Linked DNA regions of Homo sapiens: region 1 is linked to region 2. Evidence: read pairs that join two places in POLR2A ChIA-PET (ENCODE). Cell type or tissue: A673. All regions are shown on one strand. Links, peaks and the distances in the headings refer to the core of each region. The heading gives the core; the rest is flanking DNA.

What was found. Peaks named below come from ENCODE experiments on the same cell type or tissue, not always from the same donor. Only the 100,000 strongest peaks of a DNase experiment are listed, where the experiment ranks them.
Region 1: POLR2A ChIA-PET joins it to region 2 with 5 read pairs; 1 of 35 experiments calls an interaction of 5 or more read pairs at or near these places.

What each region holds. Positions count from the first base shown.
Region 1 is chr18:52,759,580-52,770,013 of GRCh38, forward strand. All of the region lies in intron 2 of DCC (DCC netrin 1 receptor), which reads left to right. Among named protein-coding and RNA genes, the nearest start is that of DCC, 420 kb to the left of the region's middle. In A673, for the core only: no CTCF peak of the experiment used is centred there; DNase peaks (open chromatin) are centred at 4,212 and 4,902.
Region 2 is chr18:52,417,383-52,427,816 of GRCh38, forward strand. All of the region lies in intron 1 of DCC (DCC netrin 1 receptor), which reads left to right. It also overlaps the pseudogene VN1R76P. Among named protein-coding and RNA genes, the nearest start is that of DCC, 82 kb to the left of the region's middle. In A673, for the core only: a CTCF peak has its summit at 5,799; DNase peaks (open chromatin) are centred at 5,829 and 7,319; H3K4me3 peaks cover 811 bases; H3K27ac peaks cover 4,000 bases.

The DNA.
Region 1 (10,434 bases), core at 2,602-6,601, 340 kb after region 2:
CAAGAGAAACATCTAACACAACTCAGTAATAGTAACCAAAAACTCTTTTGAATTTTAGAAAACCTTTTTGGAATACAAAAATTTAAGTTTCTTGAAAAACGTCAAGATAAAAAAGATTCAAATCATAGTAATGTGAGAGAAAATAATGTAATATCTGTTCCTTTACATCACAAGGAAAATATATTACACTGTTAATCTTGTTAATCTTTAACAAAACACAGATTAACAAGAAAAAAGCATAACAAATTTATTTAAACAAAGTTATACACAAGTAACTTTCAGAAATGAAGACCCAAACCCCTAGGGAAAGCTTTATATTTTTATGCTAAGTCTTATCAGAGAAGTGGAGAATTGTGGAAAAACATGATTGGACAGAGAGCATAGACAAATGGAAATAAACTGGGGGAACTTGAGTAAGGTCTGATTGTTCAAATAATTGTCTGCACCTCTGTATGATATTCCTTCCTGTATTAGTCTGTTCTCACACTGCTATAAAGAACTGCCCAAGACTGGGTAGTTTATAAAGGAAAGAGGTTTAATTGACTCACAGTTCTGCAGGGCTGGGGAAGCCTCAGGAGACTTGTAATCATGGTGGAAAGGGAAGCAAACATATCCTTCTTCACATGGCAGCAGGAAGGAGAAGAATGAGAGAAGTGCAGAGTGAAGTGGGGGAAAGCCACTCATGAAACCATCAGATCTCATGAGAACTCACTATCATGAGAACAGCATTGGGGAACAACCCCCATGGCTCAATCACCTCCCACGAGGTCCCTCCCACAACACGTGGGGATTACAATTTGGGTTACAATTCAAGATGAGATTTGGGTGGGGACACAGAAGCAGACCATATCACTTCCCCGGCTATGGGGCAGGACTCCTGTCACATGAGGGTTTCTTTTATGGACAGCTCTCACATAGAAAGGTGGGAGATAGTCAGAGCGTGACCTCCAAACCACCACATTTTGGTGTAGCATGTCCTGCACCCCATCATTAAGTAGAATAATTGTAGCATTACATTAGATAGCACAGTTATACAATTCTGATGAAATAATGATGGATAATAACTTTATGAACCTATTTCTGGTACTGATTTTTGTCCTATTTTTATGTGTATGGTAAAATATATTATTTGGACTCAATAACTGTATACAAACACATTTGAATTAAGATATTAATATTAGATACAAAGCTTTTCTACAAAGTAAAGAGACATCAAAACCTAGAGTGTGTCCTGGAAGCCAAGTAAATTAATTAGAGGAAATCATGGAAAATCTCAGTGTATGGTACTTCAACCATCTTAAACGTCTACTGTCATAAGCAGTATATATAGATGAAAGTAATGAATACAGTTAGTGAACACAATTACTTATCTCCCTGTAAAAAGTTATTGTTAACAGTCTTTATATTTATAATCTATATCTGCATACTCTATAATAAGCAGTCTAATACATTGGTCATTGTATTAGTCCATTTTCACACTGCTGATAAAGACATACCAGAGACTGGGAAGAAAAAGAGGTTTATTACAGTCTACATGGCTGGGGAGGCCTCACAATCATGGCGGAAGGCAAGGAGGAGCAAGTCACATCTTACATGGATGGTGGCAGGCAAAGAGAGAGCTTGTGCAAGGTAACTCCCCTTTTTAAAACCATCACATCTTGTGAGAGTTATTCACTACCATGAGAACAGTATGGGAAAGACCTGCCTCCATGATTCAATTACCTCCCACAGGGTCCCTCCCACAACATATGGTAATTCAAGATTAGATTTTGGTTGGGACACAGTCAAATCATATCAGTCATTATGCCTATCATTGCTAAATTTGCCTATTATTTGGTAGAGGTAAGAGAATAAATCAGAAAAAGCCATTTGGATTCATGAAAGAGCGAGATAATTTTGACCTAGCAAATCAGTTGTTTTGGACCTTGAATCATGAAGTTAACATAAAACAATAACAATAAAACAACAATGATAAATATTTCTGATAGAAATTCAATAATCAGAGTAGGTCCCAAATTTCCAAATTTATCTTTTCATTCTATGTTATACTGGGAATGAACAAACACAAACCCATGCACACACACACACCTGTGACTCTTAGTGCTCTAGCCCAGAGTTCTTTGGAAGTTTCCTGTTAAAAGACAGAGCCTTAGCCTCAAAGGTCAAAGCGCTTCCACTGAAAAACCTTGTTTGAAAAATTCCCTCTGTAGTCTCAGCTACTCGAGAGGCTGAGGTAGGAGAATGTCGTGCACCCAGGAGGCAGAGCTTGCAGTGAGCCGAGATAGCGCCACTGCAGTCTGGCCTGGGTGAAAGAGTGAGACTCTGTCTCAAAAAAAAAAAAAAAAAGAAAAAAAAAAAGAAGAAGGAAAAAAAAGAATTTCCACAGCATCTGAGGAGCAGCTTTTAGGTCCACAGAATTTATCACAGGTTCTTAACCAGCGCTTATTGTGAAATGTAACTCAGGTATCTCTAATTGGGCCAGATGGAGCTATGGAGTTCTAATTTCTGGAGGGCAGTTAAGCCTCAAAGTTTGGTTTCTCAGAGTAGCATGTCTACCTTCAGAATCCCAATGAGCATGTGTCAGAGAAAAGTCACATTTAAATAGTTTGATAGGCTGGGCATGGTGGCTCATGCCTGTAATCCCAACATTTGGGAGGCTGAGATGGCAGGATTGCTTGAGCCCAGGAATTCAAGATCAGCATGGGCAACATAGTGAGACCACTGTCTCTACAAAAAAATAAAAAATTACCTGGCTATGGTGGTGCATGCCTGTAGTCCCAGCTACTTGGGAGGCTGAGGCAGAAGGATCACTTGAGCCAGGAGATCAAGGCTGCTGTAAGCTGTGAGTGTGCCACTGCACTGCAGTCTGAGTGACAGAGTGAGACCTTATCTCAAAAAAAAAAAAACAAACATTTTTTAAACAAAAATTTAAAAAATATTTGATAGGTCTCAGTATATCTGGGGCTGGGAGTGGTGGCTCATGCCTGTAATCCCAACACTTTGGGAGGCTGAAGCAGGAGGATCACTTAAAGACAGGAGTTTGAGACCAGTCTGAGCAACATAGCAAAGTCCCATCTCTACATAAGATTTAAAAATTAGCCAGGTATGGTAGTACATGCCTGCAGTCCTAGCTACTTAGGAGGCTGAAGTGGGAGGTTGCTTGAGCCCAGGAGTTTGAGGCTGCAATGATCTATGATTGCACCACTGCACTCCAGCCTGGGCAACAGAGTGAGATCACAACTTAAAAAAAAGATGGTCATATATGTGGGATATAGTTTGTGTGACAGGATCTGTATTCTATCACATCTGCATATTTCCCGTGATGATCTGTAAAGGAATGAGTTTACACTATTTACATCCTAACTTAGGTTACCCAGAGATATTTAGATATAAACACAGTACACAGACACATTCACACACCTTTCCATTTAGATGGCTCTTCCTAGATAAGCTTCTGTATCTTCAATCTACTGATGAACACCATGGTCATAAAATCTGCTTGTTGATTTATAACTCCTGTTCTTTTCATACACATTTTAAAAATCTGCTTTAAAAAATCAGTTTCATTGTAACCCTGAGGCTTTATCACCCTTGAAACAGGCTGCTCATCAGGTTCATTTACTAAGATTTTACCTGAAACACTTCACCAACTAGAAACCTATTTAAGAAAGTATGTTAAAGATTAATAAAGCCTATATAGCTTCAACATTAAATTTCAGTGCTGGTTGGTTTTATTGGATTGGATTTTTGTGGTCCCTTTTGCAAAGGAATTCATCTCCAAAGGCTGAAACATGACATAAAAAATAATTAGTATTTCTTTGATGCAGAAGGCACAGGTTCCAGGAGCATCCTTTGAATCCCACAGTGCATTGGGCACTCCATGAGCCAACCTTGTGGCTATTTTTCTAAAGTTGTTTCCAGTTATGTCCCAGCCCAGGAGTGGCCAGGTTTGGAATATGTAATTGCAGATAAAATAAATGTTCTCTTCCACCTCAGTATACACATTGTGAATATCTGGGATTTGTTTATTTGTTTTTATTGGGAAATAGTTTATATACCATAACATTTACCCTTTAAAAGTATATAATCCAGTCACTATTAGAATATTCATAAAATCGTGCAACCACCACCACTATCTAATTCCATAACATTTTCATCACTCCTATCTCCCCTTCTGCTCCTGCTCTGGAAAACACTTATCTACTTCCTGTCTTTGCTATTTAACATAAATGAGATTATCTGATTATCCTGTGGCTTGTTTTTTCACTTAATGATATATCTTGGGCATCTTCCTATATTTGTTCTTACAGATCAGTTTCATGGTTTTTAATTCCTGCATAATATTTCATGGTTTATGATTCACATATTGAAAGCTATTCTATTTGTTTCTGAATTTTTGCTTTTGCTAATAATTCATTAATGAATGTTCTTGTATTTAGTAAATGCTCTTCTGTACATACCTTTGACAAGTCTTCTTCTTACCTAGTGGTGTAATGACTTAATCAAACGGTATGAACATTTTGATAGAAACTGGTATATTCAAGAGCATTTTATTAGCCTGGACCTAAACATTGTAAGCCAGGATTTGTTTTACTGCTATTGACTGAGCATATAGAGCTGGGTTCTTCTTAACTTGTAAATATCATTGAAGCCTACTGCCTACTCTGATAAGAATAGTGACGAGTTGACACTGTTAATGAATAGCCATAGGCATTTGTCAGAGAGAATCTTATACATGGAAACCTAGAGGAATGCATCTCATCCATGTCCTGGGTTTCTGACTATGGTTTGGATATTCATCCCCTCCAAACCTCGTGTTGAAATTTGATCCACAAGGTGGGGCCTAATGGGAGGTGTTTGTGTTATGACAGTGGATTTCTCAGAATGGCTCAGTGCCATCCTCACAGTGATAAATGAGCTCTTGCTTTATTAGTTCCCAGGAGAGCTGGTTGTTAAAAAGAGCCTGGTGTCTCCTCCCTCTCCCTCTTGTTTCCTCTCTTATCATGTGATGTCTGTACATGCTGGCTTCCCTTCACCTTCTGCCACAAATGGAAGCAGCTTGAGGCCCTTATCAGAAGTAGATGTTGGCACCATGTTTCTTGCACAGCTTTCAAAACCGAAAGCCAAATGAACGTTTTTTCTTTATAAGTTATCCAACCTCAGACATTCCTTTATAGTAATACACATAGTCTAAGACAATTTTCCATGTACTGATTTGTGTCTCTTCTGCTGTCTGTAAAAAGAAGTTTCTAGTAGATATCACTCCATGAACTATCTTGGGATTCCTCTTAGGTCCAAAATAACAATTTTTCAGGCTCTGTATATAATGTCAGACCCCATAGAGTCACATCAGCATACCATAGAAGAATGAGAACTCTTTCTGGTGGCCTAAATGTCTTTTAGCATCTGAGTCCTGCCTATACCTCTAGCCTCATTTTCTTTTCTTTTTTTTCTTTTTTTTTTTTTGAGACAGATCATTGCTCATGTTGCCCAGGCCGGAGTGCAGTGATGTGATCTCAGCTCACTGCAACCTCCGCCTCCCAGGTTCAAGCCAAGTAATTCTCCTGCCTCAGCCACCTGAGTATCTGGGATTACAGGCATGTGCTAGCACTCCTGGCTAATTTTTTTTTTTTTTTTTTGTATTTTTAGTAGAGATGGGGTCACCATGTTGGCCAGGCTGGTTTTGAACTCCTGACCTCAAGTGATCCTCCTGCCTTGGCCTCCCAAAGTGCTAGGATTACAGGCATAAGCCACTGCACCCAGACTCTAGCCTCATTTGTAACCAAATCCATACTCATCTCTTCATGTTTTACAGCAATTTGATAAATGTGCATTCTGGTGCCACGGCTTTGCACCCTTTATTCTATATGCCTTATTCTCTCATACATCATGCTAGCTCTTGCCTTTTCTTCCTCAGACTCAGTTCTTGCAACCCACCTTCAGGAACCTTTAACTGGCCCCCTAGACTAGGAGAGGCTCCATCTTCTTTGTGCTCACCGTAATCTATCCTTCCCTCTGTCATTGCATGGAGCATATTACACTGTATCTTTACAAGGCTCCTAGACAAACACGCCTCCTTCCCTGGCCAAAGATCTCATAAAGACACAGACCATGTTACATTTGTCTTAGCTTCCCTAGGCAGTGAGACTCCACAGAACCTTGCTAGTTGTGTGGGGTAACACGGTGGTTAGGGACACAGGCTTCAGAGCTAGTCAGCCTCAGAATCTATCTCTTGGCCATTCACTAGTTCTGCAAACTTGGGACAACCATGGAAACGTTCTGGGCCTAGTTTTTTCATGTATTAATGGCTATGAGATAGTGTCTATCTTCTATGCTTATTGTGAAGATTACCAAATAATGCTGAACAGAGGACCTAAAACATAGTGAAGCAGGACGTTTCCCTGACCCCTTCACTGGACTCGCAACAGGGGTTCTTCCTTTACTCAGCCCACTGCTCTCAACTCCTTGTGGAGGGAGCGTACAAGTGAACAAGTCAGCAACTGGAGTACACAAGTGCTAGAACCAGTCGGCCATTTTGGTGCCGGTAGGATCAAACTCTAATCACTAGACCTGCTGCACACCCTTCACAGGAGGGAGCGCACAAGCGAGCAGGTACAGGAGCCAGAGCAAGCACTTTTGGGCGCCAGCAGGAGCAAACTCTATGCAGGCCCCATGGCAGCATCCAGGTGGGGTGCCTGCAATTCCGGAAGGCCCAGAGGGTGTGTTACAGTGCTTTCAGCTCTGCCATCTGCAGACAGCTTAAGTGTTAGCAGCTCAGTGGGCCCATAGCTACCCTCTGCCAACTAAGGCAAAGAGCCAGTGTGACAGCCTCCTGTATCTGCACTCATGGCTCCCAAGCTCTTGTCCAGCATCCAGGAAATATAAGGTTGCATGAATAAATTGAAGGATGGTAAATGTGGGGGATTTTATTGCCGATGAAAGTGGCTCTCGGTGGGAAGAGAAGCTGAAAAGAGTACAGTGTGGGGGAAGGGTAGGTAATCTTCCCTTGAAGTCTGGCCATCTCTGGCTGAATTCTTTTTTGAAGTTATGCCATCAAGCTGTTCCTCTGAAGTCAAGCCACTTCTCTCCAATCATCCGGCTGCTTCTCCCCTCTGCTGGCTGAGTATGGGGTCTTTACAGGCACATGATGAGATGCGGTGGGGCCATGGGTGGTTTAGGAAAAGGCAACATTTGAGCAGGAAAACAGGGATATAAGTTCTCCTTTTAGGTGGTGATTTCAGGCTTTTTAGCTTGAGGGTGAGATTTTGTCAGGGACCGACCCTTTTCTGCCTAGAATTTCTCTGTTCCCTGTCCCCATCAATGGTAAAAGCTCAATAAGTGAGGCTTTATGAAAAACAGAAAATCAGGGTAGTATTAAAGATTCCCCAGGTACCTTGCAGCAAATAGGAAGAGAGAATCCCCATGAAGAAGGCTTTTTCTATGTGGGGACACATATCCTGTGTCTTTGCTGCTCTATGAGTATTGGCCTGTTTCCCATGCAAAGTTTGTTCTTCCCCATCTAGGTGGGCCCTCTGCAAACATACGAGATTATATTTATCTTTTTAAAGTTCTTAGCACCAATATTGTAGGATCAATACTTCTGCCTGAAGTAAATAGGATCAATCAAATAATGACTGTGCTAGAAAGTAGTTGGATAATACTCAGGGTTCATGATTTTTTTATTTGATGATATTGAAACACATCTCTTTAACCTCACTTAGCAAAAGTCAGAAGTAAAGTTTGTCATGGCTTTGAAGAACTTTCTATGGGTCAGCAAACCTTGGGACAATTTCACTACATTCTAGGAAGGCATGTAAACTACCTATTGGCCAGCTACTCCAGGCAGCCTTTAACATATCACAAAAGTAAATGGTCATTACAGACATAAAAATAATGGGGTCAAGAGACTCATGCTTATTATGACTTGAATTAACAACTATGTTTTCACACAAATCTTCATTATTTATAACTGGCTTAGACAATTATCCCTCCTTTTACGCTTGTTGGTTTCTTGTGTTCAAAAACTGCAAGCAGTTACTTTATTTTGCCCGAAGGTCTAAATTTGTTTCTTCCAACACTAAGCCATTTTTCCCAAGTCTTATTTTTCCCTTGAATTTGTGTAAATACCTGTAGTACAAACGTTTCACTTTAAAAAAGGGCTTTTTAAAAGCCGTTTTTCTAGGAAATATTTTAATAATCAGCATTATTTATGTTGCCTGTGTAGTTATGTAAATAATTTCAGCCTTTCCTCACAAACAACTCTTATAACTTAACATGCCTTCAGAAAATGTGAATAAGATTACCAGATAATGCCTCCCCAGTAAGCATGTTAGCACTTCAGGAAGAAAATGTGAGTGCTGAGTTGAGAATGTGTGTTAGGCACAATGACAATAACAAGGAGGATTACAAATGAAATAGCGCTACAAATAGCACCACAGTTTGGAGGAGGAAAGCAATTTGGTGAAGTGAAAGATGTTAAATGTTTTAATTTTCTTCTATGCCAGTAAAATCTTGTAAAACAAGGTGACATATTAAATTTTCTATACTACAGTCTCTCCAAGAGCCTGTCAACATTTTCATTGTAAACTCTATTTTCAGAGCTTTATAACTCAGCATTAAGAATTCACTCTGGCTTGACATTTAGAGTGTAAGGTCTTACCTGGGGAACATGTGTTTCATATGTTTTAAAAATTACGAGTTTATCCATTTCTCAGTTTATAATGAGTAACCTTTTCACACTTTTTCCCTTGTCTGCTGTGCCTCAGAAATTGCAGGGAGAAGGCTTACCTATGGTAAATCGCCAATGGGGGAAGAATCTACAGATGTGGTCAACACAGGTCAGGGCTGCTGATTTTCATTACTGAAACTCACAAAGAGCTTCTGTAGAAAGCAAAGAGCTCTGCTATGCTGCCCTCAACATTTCAGACTAGACTTTGTGCTATCCAAGGGGTATATTTTACCACGACAAAAACCTGACTGATTGCAGAATTCTTAGTCCCCTGTCTGTTTATTTCAACATTTGTATTATGTTGTGTCTGGCATAAGACCTTTTTCTAAAGCTTTACAACATACACCCTAATCTTGCTTCTTTGTTTTTAAGTCTTCTTTGCATGTGTTTGTGTGCATGTGTGTGTGTGCATGTGGTTTATTTTCCACCTTTCTGTCATTATTTAGCATAGGGAGGTTTTCAGTCAATATTATTCAGTAATACGGCTACCCTCTTTATACCTTGAAATACCTACAGTTTAATCTCTGGAAGAATTAGTTTTTAGAAAGTTAGAATTAGAAAAGGGTGAGGGAGAAATAAACAAGGAAGCAACAGAAGAGAAAAATATCTGTGGCCATTTGATATCAGACCTTAAAATGTCTTGAGGACTGAGTAACTACCATGGCTTCCCAAAAGGATCATATGTGGGTTGTCTAGGAAAAAAATGGAATTCCTTCAATAAAATACATGGTAGCAAGTCTTCAGTTCTAGGTTATTTCAGGAGAATCCTAGAAAATCATCACTTCCTGATATGTATTGAGAATTATTTCACTCCCACCTAATTGCATTGTATTTTACATGGCTGACAAATTATCTTCCAAAGTGGATATACCATTTTGCATTTCCACTAGCAATTAATGACAGTTTGTTGCTCCACATAACCTTCATCATTTGATGTCAGTGTTCTGACTTTTGGGCATTCTAATTAGACGCATAGTGGTATTTCACTGTTATTTTAATTTATCACTTCCTAATGACATATGATATAGAATATCTTTTCATATGCTTATTTGCCACCAGTGTGTCTTCTTTGGTCAGATATATGTGCAGGTCTTTTACCTGTTTTAAAATTGAATTATTCATTTTTTTCTGAGTGTTAACAATTTTTGTATATTTGGTTTGAGAGTCCTTTATCAGATACGTCTTCTGTAAATATTTTCTCCTGTTCTGGAGCTTGTGTCTTCATTCTCTTGATGGCATCCTTCATGGAGCAGAAGTTTTTAATTTTAATGCAATTCAGTCTATCAATTATTTCTTTCAAGGATCATGCCTTTACATATTGTTGTATCTCAAAAGTTGTCTAAAAGCCATCTCTATACCCAAGATCATTTAGACTTTCTTCTATGTTTTCTTCTAGTTTTATAGTTTCATATTTTACATTTACATCTGTGATTCATTTTGAGTTAAGTTTGTGAAGTATGTAAGGTCTGTGTCTAGATTATTTTTCTTTTGCATGATGATGTCCAGTTGTTTCAGCATCAATTGTTGAATAAAACTGTCTTTCACCATAATACTGTCTTTGTTCCTTTATCAAAAACCAGTTGGCTATATTTTCAAAACATTTTTAGTGTGTTTATTTCTTTCCATGTCTATTAACACCATCCAAACAGAAACTGCCATCATCTCTTGCCTGCTTCTCCTAAAACAGTCTATTAATTAGTTGACAA
Region 2 (10,434 bases), core at 4,197-8,196:
GCATTCTCTGTATTTCCTGAATCTGAATGTTGGCCTGCCTTGCTAGATTGGGGAAGTTCTCCTGGATAATATCCTGGAGAGTGTTTTCTAACTTGGTTCCATTCTCCCCGTCACTTTCAGGTGCACCAATCAGACATAGATTTGGTCTTTTCACATAGTCCCATATTTCTTGGAGGCCTTGTTTGTTTCTTTTTATTCTTTTGTCTCTAAACTTCCCTTCTCGCTTTATTTCATTCATTTCATCTTCCATCACTGATACCCTTTCTTCCAGTTGATTGCATCGGCTCCTGAGGCTTCTGCATTCTTCAGGTAGTTCTCGAGCCTTGGCTTTCAGCTCCATCAGCTCCTTTAAGCACTTCTCTGTATTGGTTATTCTAGTTATACATTCGTCTAAATTTTTTTCAAAGTTTTTAACTTCTTTGCCTTTGGTTTGAATTTCCTCCTGTAGCTCGGAGTAGTTTGATCGTCTGAAGCCTTCTTCTCTCAACTCATCAAAGTCATTCTCCGTCCAGCTTTGTTCCGTTGCTGGTGAGGAACTGCGTTCCTTTGCGAGAAGAAGCAGCAGGACCATAGCGCAGCTCTGTCCGCATCATCTGTCATTAATTCTTCGCTTTCAAATTTTATAGGACCCCGGAAAATTGATTGAGGAAGATCTAAAAGAAAACAATGGTCAAATTTTGTTCTTTAGTTCACTTGCTCCAGGTCCTGAAAATTATTTAAAACCAACAGATCGTCAAAGGCTAAGAACACTTACTGGAGCTATTTTTTAATTCATTAAAGACTTCAAAAGCTAGAAATCACAATTCTGCAAGGTTAAGGAAAAAGAGAAATCTTAATTTCCTCTGCCATTAGTTTTTTAATAAATCCAAAAATACCCCTGGTGTATCTTGAGAATGTAGCTCTTCTCCATTTTTACCTAGTAAAAGCCATGTAATCTCATACATGAAATGAATAGATAAACTAATAAACATGAAAATGGCCTCTGTAGGCAGACAAGGTAGAGATCATTATACTAGTGCAAGCAGTGTTTTTGAGGCTGGAGCAGGCAGGGTGGCTTTTCCCTCAGAAGTTACGTACGTCCAAAAGGTTTGCAATGGCCAACTCAAACGAAAGTAAAGTTATGGCCAACTATCTGGGAAGGCATTTCCAAATGGCTCAAAGATGCCAGAAGCAGGAGGCAGGCCCAGGTTTTGGTTAGGGGAGATGGGGACAGAAGGTTGAGTCAAAGACCAAGGTGGTTTTCATCCTATACAGTCACAAGCAGTGGGTCCAACACATTCACAGGTGCAACCTCTCCCCCAGATTCTCCCCTGAGTTCAGAGATACCCAATAGATCCTTGGAGCTGCTGGCGCATGTCATAAGCTCCAATACAAAATATCCTAGGATGACGACAATGTTGTATGTAGTAATCCTGTTATTATCTAGTGAAAAACAGTATCCGAGATCCTTTTTCTTTTTCTTTCTTTCTTTCTTTCTTTTTTTTTTTTTTTTTTTTGAGATGGAGTCTCACCCTGTTACCCAGGCTGGAGTATAGTGACGCGATCTCGGATCACTGCAACCTCTGCCTCCTAGGTTCAAGTGATTCTCCTGCCTCAGCCTCCCCAGTAGCTGGGATTACAGGTGCACGCCACCAGGCCAGGCTAATTTTTGTATTTTTAGTAGAGACGGGGTTTCACCATGTTGGCCAGGCTGGTCTCAAATTCCTGACCTCGTGATCCACCCTCTTCAGTTCCCCAAAGTGCTGGGATTACAGGCGTGAGCCCCGGCGCCCAGTGGATTCTTCTTTGTGCTGCTTTTGCTGATCACTCGCCAGTCACATGCATAGAGACAATGCTATTTACCATCATGTTCAGGATGCAGCACAGGGTGTTGGAGAGTCCAGTGCATTTAGGAGCTTGTAGCTTCAGCTCTGCCCACTTGAAATTCATGGGGCTGATTATCTTGGCCTGCAAGATATTCAGAAAGCAGCTACTGGCAATGCACATACCTCTGCCCACTCTGTGAACATAGAAAACAAGTTTTCATCCAGTGTCACTGAGGAAATATTTCAACTTCAAAGCAGCCATTGTCTGTAGGACTTGATTAGAGAGTACGACCAAGGAATTGGCTACAGTCATGTGTTTGAGAATCAAATCTGTGGATCTTAATGTGCACCTGGTGAAATAAAGGAAACTATAACGTTAAAGAAGAAAGACATTTCCTAGGAATTCAACTATAATCTGAGATAAGAAGATCATTCCTTTTGCCAAATACCCCAGGGCATTTGTCATTTTTTCAGTGACTTTTATTTCCATTTAGAGTGAGAGGATCCTGCATAGAAACATGAAGTCTGCTTTAATGTGGAACCTGAAATTCACTTGTCCACTTATTGTTATTTCCACCTCCTTAATTTCTTATTAAAACCCATTTTTTCTTCCTCTGAATGTTTGCTATAAAAATAAATACATATATGGGAATTATATTAGTTTCATAAGAACATATACATACCATATCAGAGTTTTATATATAACAATCCCATAAGTAACAATAATTTCATAAAGTAAGCACTTTGTTATTCCCATTTTACAGGTGAGGAGAGCTTAGGTAAAGGAAGACTGAGTGACTTTTCTAATGTCCCCTCCTTGGAAGAGGCAGAGCCAGGAGTTGACAATGTATTTAACCATTGTGTGTTTCAACCTCTGACAAAGTTGTATTTTTCCAAATGTCCACATTATTTTTCGGTTTTGCATATCCTGTACATTTTTAAATAATGGTTGTGCATTTAGAAAAAAACAAGGCACCAAGATGGGGATGTTGCATAGATTGGGGAATCGGTTCTCAAGGAAAGAGAGTCAAGAGGAATAGAGCAAGGCTCAGAGCTGGCACACAATTGAAGAAACTCAATCTCTAGACCCAAGGAAAGCCCTGTGATGTTGCTGTTCTGGAATGCCCAGACTGTGCTTACCAGGATGTAGTGGCTCCTTAGAGGCACAGTGCCAGGCAAGCCATGTGATCTTGATCTAACCAGTTGAGGATCTAGGGGAGCATTTCTTAAAGTATGGTCCACAGTCTCCTACACCAGAATACCACAATGAGTGTTAAAAATGCCCATCTCCAGACCTGACTGCACACCTTGGAATGGATTTTGGGGCACCTTCCTGGGGGTGACTCTTAATGATACCAAAGTTTGAGAAGCTCTCATTTAGGTCATCAGAAGAAATGAACACGTGAAATCAATGACCCAGACAAGGCCAGAAATTTTACATGGGAAATCATGGGGCCAGATAGTAACAATAGTAATTGAGGAGAAATAAAGATAAATTTGAGCTAAGAGGTTAAAGCAGGTCTTGAAAGATGTGAGGAATTTTACTCAGTGAAGAGGTGGGAACATTCTTGGTGGGAGAAAGGGCCTCAAATGAAAACCCTTGGAGGAAGTCAGCCTGGCATCATGGAAAAGGCCTTGAGCTAAAATTAGGTTTAATGAGGATTGGGTTTAGAGGAGAGTGTTAGCATCTGGTGTGGGCAGAATAAATGTGATGGTAATGTTTAAAAGTGATTCAGGATTTAAGGACTTATTCAGATCAATTCACTTTCAGTGCTACAGGATTGCAAGCCCAGAATTCAGTGAATTCAGGACCTTGGTATTATTACTTTTGCTAAGTCATATTTTCACCTTATCGAATAATGATTCTCTTCAGTGCAACAGATACACATCTAACATTAGTGCTATATGAAATAAGGGGGAAACATAGAAAAGTTATTGAACTGTACAGTTCCTGTGCCTTGAATTTCATGTTCTTATGAGCCCCTGTAACTTTTTAATTTAAATGCTAATGCAAATAGCCCATAAAAGAGACAAGAAGAGAAAGTGCACATGCCTCTCAGAAATCATGTAGACAGGTAGACCAGGTGTCTGATGCGCAATCAAGATATGAAGGGCTGATGGTGGGTGGCTGCCATTAGAGGTGTCAGGGATAACGATGGCAGGTCCGATGACATTCCTAGTAACAGCTGCATATGGCTAACTATGAGGAGTGGCCCTTGCAGTGCCCTTCCTTTAGAAGTCCCTTATTCAAATGTGAGAACAGCAGAGATTCCCAGACTCCAAGGGCTGAAAGTCCCTTTTGTTTAATCCCTGTCCCAATCCCAGCCTTGCTGCTGCTGCCCCAGCCCTGCCTCAGGCTCTTGAGGGATGGTGTCTTTTCAGCACAAAACGCCACATCTGCTGCACTTTCTTGAAGCTCACTTCCACGGAGCATAGGGAATCAGGTGATCTTGGCACTTGAGCCTTCACTGAATTTGCTTTGAAAAGTTACCAAGTGGTTCTGGCATGAGAAGCATTCTTGATTAATTCCCCAGGTTGGTGGTCTCTTGTATTTGCCAAGAACCAGAGAGAGAGACCAACAGAATGGTAAATGTTTTTTGTTGTTGTTGTTATTTGTTTGGTTTGTTTTGTTTTAGTGATCCTTGTAGTATGTCTTTCTTTAGCACTTACCGGCCCAATGGCCCCTGCACTCCTTATCCTGCCTTTATGCAAACTTCTAACTGTCCAAAGCCTCAATAGTGACCCCATGAGACCCTATCATTTCTAGTAGAGCCATGCGTTTCAGACCTTTCTGAAGTATCTTCTTCTCATCATGTTTTAATAATGTTTTCCTAACACAGAATGTTTTCCTTTAAAGAAAACTGGAAAACAGAGAAAAATGAGAAAATATTTGCCAACATGTAGATAAAATATTTATTGCTTTAATCTTAATTTTTTTAAGCTTAAAAGGAAGGGATTAACAAAAAGAAAAGTGAGTGAATGCGTGAATAAATGAATGGACACAAATGACAAATAAATGTTTGATTTCATCTGCTTAAGGCCTGCTAAGTGATTGATTGGCAAATCTTAGAGAACAATTCACATCCAGATGTTTATAGCTAAAAATATCCTAATATATTTTCTCTGAGAGATACAAAAAGAATTCTGAGACTTGTGATAATATTTGCATGTCAGTGGAGCTCTTAGTCCCCTTAACATCACATCAGGATTGTCCACTCTGTTTTATTGGCTTAAATGTCCAGAACATGGCCCAGAGAAGAGCCTGTGACATTTATCTTCTGTATTCAATCCCACTTCATCTGCAAGATCATAGTTGGGAAGACTGTAGGTTGCCCCAGAGTAAGGAAGGATATACAAACTACAATGAATGTGCCTAGTAATATTTCTCACATTCATTCCAGGATATACAAACTACAATGAATGTGCCTAGTAATATTTCTCACATTCATTCCAGGATGACACAAAAAGGTTCATTACCAGATGTGCAATGCAAAGACAAGTGCTTTGTGAAGGTGGAAGAGAATAGCTAGGAGTCATGTAGAAGAAAGGAAGCGGCAATGGGGTGGGTTAAGAATTAGAGCAACATAGATATCCTATAAAATGGAATATGTGAAGAAGGTATAAGTGAACCCAAAGAAGGGTGCAAAGATACAAGAATGAGGAAGGTTGGTCAACAGCCACTTTTCTGGACTAGTCTGTCTTCCAGTGCTTCTCTTTGCCACTGTTTGGAGGGCTTGTGCAGGTGGTGGCAGGACCTTCAATTTGCAGACCTGTGTTAGGTAGGACAGAATTGGATTAGCCACTTAGTGACATTAATTTATTGAACAAAGTGAGTCAGAAAATTGAAAGTTCATCTTAATCCTTTAACCTCCTTTCCTGGGACACCTGGATTCATTCACCTATTTCATTAAAGCATAAGTGTATGGTACTTACATGTGTCATGCTCTGTATTAAAGCCTATGGGAAAAGCAAGGATAAATGTTGCTCTTCTGCCTGTAGGTGGCTAACAATCCTCATTGAAAAAGGCAGAAATGCCCAAGAAACCTATGCAGGGCACTATCGGCTGTATACACAAGTGCAGAAAAACAATGATAGAGAAGCCCTGCAGAGGTAGAGATATCTTCAAACTGGGGGATCTGCAAAGTCGTCAGAGTGGTGGGGTTGAAGCCTTGACTCTGGCAGATGGGAAGGAATTCTGACTGGGTCTGACCATTGGACCATGAAATGTCTGAAACACCTGCTTCCTATCCTCGGGAGGTGACTAACTCAGCTCAAGGCCTCTTGACTACACAGGCTTTCAAACCTCCAGCAGATGAACACAGAAGATGAAGTGGCTGAGATGAAGCCTGCTTTTCTCCTGTCAGAAAAAAAAAAAAAGTTTCCATTCTGTCAGTAGGCAGAGAGGGAATGAGAGAGCAAATTCTAGTCAAAAAATGACAATTGGTTTCTGTTTACACATATGTGCTGAGGGTTGTTTTCAAATCAAACTTCTGTAATCTATCCTCAGCTGTTGTGGTTTATGGCATTGATGAGTAAGAGCTTCTTTTGGAAGGAAAAGAAATATAATGCACAGGAGGGATCTTGAAATGTATTTTGGGACAGAACCACATTTCCTGAACATGTTTAAAGTGTGACCTTTTCTAATCTTTAAAAGTAAGATAACTTTTTGAAGATTAATATGTTATGAGTATAAAATAACCCTCTGGTAATGCTGTGTGTGAATGGCAGGAATATTTTTTTCCAAGACCCTTTCGCTTCCGTTCCGATAATGTCTCTAGGACCAAGAATGGTTTCTTGTTCATCCTTTCTACCAAAAGTCCAGGATATGGCTCAGAGGGTGGTGCAAGTTCAGTAGATTCTTGTTCTGGGCTCCTTTGTGGATGTTGATGAACTTCTATGTGTATGAAAATTGGTTTGCTTATTTTATCAGTCTTCTAATTGGATTTGCATTGCATTGGATCTCACTCAACAAATTTGCTTTAAAACTGAATATTATATTAAAACCTACCATGTATTAGGCACTCACTGTGTATCAGGTAGTATGCTAAGTATTGTACTGCTTAATTTCCACAATCACCGTTCGTGCTGGGAGCTATTAGTACCAGTTTCCAGATGATGCATTTGTCTGTTCCCCAGAGCAGGGATCAGAACCAGCACCTTTCTAACTCTAAAGTTCAAGCTCACAACCAGTAAGCCATATTGCCTCACGTACTCCTTCTCAACCATATCCCTTCTTCCCTAAGGGACAAAGTTCGTAGGGGAAGCACAAGTGCTAGAGAGGAAAAGCCATGGGTATTTTAGATATATTTAGTGCTTTTATCAAATAAGTAGGGCATGGTTTTTCTCCCAATATTTCCTGAGTTAAATTATAGATGTTTTGAGCCACATAGAGCGATGTTAGTGGTAGAGCTAAATCAGGCTTTGGCTTCTAATCCAGCCCTCCAACTAGGCAACAGGATCTGCCTAGATCCTAATTAAGAAAGTGCCACATTTTTTCTAAATTGTGCAAAGCCCTTATTGAGTTACCTCTGCCAGTTCACAATGGGAGAACTGATGGTTGGGGAAATTGGAAGTCCTGATACAGATTATCTGCATGGGGTTCAGACGATGCCAGTCAGTGGGTAACTTCCTTCTACGTATCAAACCCAAGATTATTGCCAAAGTATCTTATTTATGTTATATTTCTTTCTATTTTTTTCCATTCATTTTTTATTATCTCTCCTGATTTCCTTTTCTTTTTTATTTTCTTTTTATTTGTTTAATTTCATGGGGGTACAAGTATAATTTTGTTACATGCATAGATGGCATACTGGTCAAATCAGGGCTTTAGGGTATACATTGCCTGAATAATGTACATTGTACCCATTAAGTAATTTCTAATCATCCATTTTTTTCCTACCATTTGATGGATAGTGCTGATAAGTTTAGATATTTCCTGTATTAGAAAGTTAATAGGCTCCACTAGCTTAGGCATAACATTTATAAGCTATGTTACAAAATAATACACTGGCAAAACTCATGTAGTTCTGATGTTACTTGTCAATTTTCTCCTAAGGAGGTATTAATGAAACACATAGTTGGGTGTGGCTAAACTGGTGTCCCTCTTCTCTTTCTGCTTCTGTCATCCTCAGATAGATCCCTGAGTGTCACGGGGCTCTAAGTCTCATGATGATCCATGTCTCCTTGCGTTAGACTGGTTCCCTACCTAAACCAGAGCCATTGCTCAAATTGCAGAGTTTCAGTTGGTGTCTGAGGTGATTTCAAGGTTGGTGCTACCATGCAAAGATGGCTGGCTACAAGTATGCCATGTGCTATCAGCACGTTCTATGTCCCACTACACATGCATTTATACACTGGGAACGTTATGACTATACTGCACAGCCAGTAGAAAATTGGCAACCTCCATTGCCAATATCTGTAAAAATGCTTGCTTGTGACTACAGTCAGCAGGGTTTCGTAGGCCTTCCTGAAGTTGAATAAGAAAAGAAAAGTAAAACATTTTGGGACTTGGAGGATTCTTCCCACCCTCATTCATTGGGATCCCAGGAAAAAAAGCAAAGTGTTTGGAGGCAAACTGAGTTTAAATTCCAGCTCCACTCATAGAAATTATGTGACTTTGGCTTGTGGTGTATTAAGTTCTCATACATAATAGGAAGACAATACCTACCTCCCATGGTTGTTGAAAGAATTTAATGAGTGTTTATTGCCTATGCACATACATTACAGTCAATAAATATAATATTCTCTGTCATCTTTGTGGTTTTCTAATTCCTGATATCAAGTGTTACCCTAAACATTAGGCTCAAGATCTCACTGTTGTTATCTCAGTGAGGTTCTTCAACTCACACAGAAGCACATAGCAATTTCTATTTCTAAGGCTCACCTTAGAGATCATCTAGGATTAGATTTGAGTTTATGACTAAAATGTTGTAGTTTTGAAACAGCTTTCAACAAGCAGCCTGTACCAGCCTGATCAAAGCACTTGTGCCTTATGATGGTGGTGAAAAGCTGTGTCCTCCACCCTATCATCTCCACGGCAATGAGAACATAATGAAGGTGGCTGATTGTGCATGAATCATTCCTTACTAAAGTCAGCTGTAGTGCCAGAATTTTTTTTTTTTTTTTTGGCATCGCTTACTCCAACTTGACAGCTTGAGCTAAAGCTCTACCCCATTTGACATCTTTGAGAATCTTCCTTTTCCCTTTGTAAACTTAAACATACGTGGTCGTGGTGTAAGGACCCAGTGGGCACAAGAGTTATATCTAGAAAACTGTGTGATGACCAGTTTTATCTACACTGAAAAAGAGTCTATGTTTTCCCAGAAATAAACCCCCAAAGAAAGTGGACAGATTTGCAAACAAATCAATAATCACCCCAGCAACCACCGACAAAAACCTACAAGGCAAATATCTGTTTAATAGGCCTGATATTGCCTAACATACACTGATAGTTCTGAGAAGAGAATTAATTCTGTTTGATCTGCTTTAGTTAGTCTTTGTAGAGGATACCTTGTTGCCAGCATGTAAATAGGTGAGGATTTACAAACAGCTTGGTCATTGTGCAATTTTATATTACTTTTTCAAATGGCATGTGGAATGTGGCATTATTTTTTGTTATCAGAGAAATTGAATTTGAAGATTAGTAACTATCTGTGATTATAATAACAAAAAATCCATTTTGGTTAAAAATAATAATAACGATTCATTGAATACTTACAAGGTTTCAAGCACTATTCTTAATTCTTGGTATACTTTATCTCCCAAATCCTGACAATAGTTCTATGACGTAGGTGCTGTTTTTAATTTGCATTTTTATAGAGACAAAAACTGAGGTTTAAAAGTTATATAACATGTTCAAGATCATAGAACAACTTAATGGTGAAGTAAGTACTGTAATCCAGATCCAATCTCCAAGTCTACATTCTTAGCCCTTTCACTAAGTACTTACTACTGGAAGGGAAATTAGAGATGAACTAATATCACCTGCTCATTGTCATGAAGATAAAACTGAAGTCCAAAGAGCTGAAGTGATTTGTCCAAAGTCACATAGCTACCTAGTGCCAAATCCAGAATTAGAACTGAGATCTGCTAATGTTCGTTAAGATCAATATATCCCTTTCCCCTGCACTACATCCAGGGTTATTTCTCTCTGTTAACTCTATGATCACTTTTTGAGAATTTTTTTTAAAATCTTTTAAGAAGGAAGGAAGAGAAGGAAAAAGGAGGATATGGAAGGAAGGAAAGAGAAAAAAGAAAGTTGAAATTCAGATTTGGATCAGTTATACCCAACAAGATGTCAGGTTTGCACAGTGGAGGGTCTGAGTCTGAGCCTCATGACAAAGCAGAGGGTGTGCGACTGCAGATATTGAAGACAAATATACTCCCAATCTAAAGGATCATCTGTTTTTAGGATGATTCCTCTTGTAAGGAAAGATGTTGGCACTTGTCAGCCAGTACCTATAAGGCCCCCTGAAGGTGATTTTCTTACTCCCATCATGATAAATTCACTCTGTTTCAATCAGGGTGTGCAGGGTCCAAGGCCAAGTTCTTTTCCTCTTTTCAAAGTTCAGTGCCTTCTTCCTCATAGAAATCAGAGAATGAGGTAAACTAACTTTCTTTTCTTCCTTTC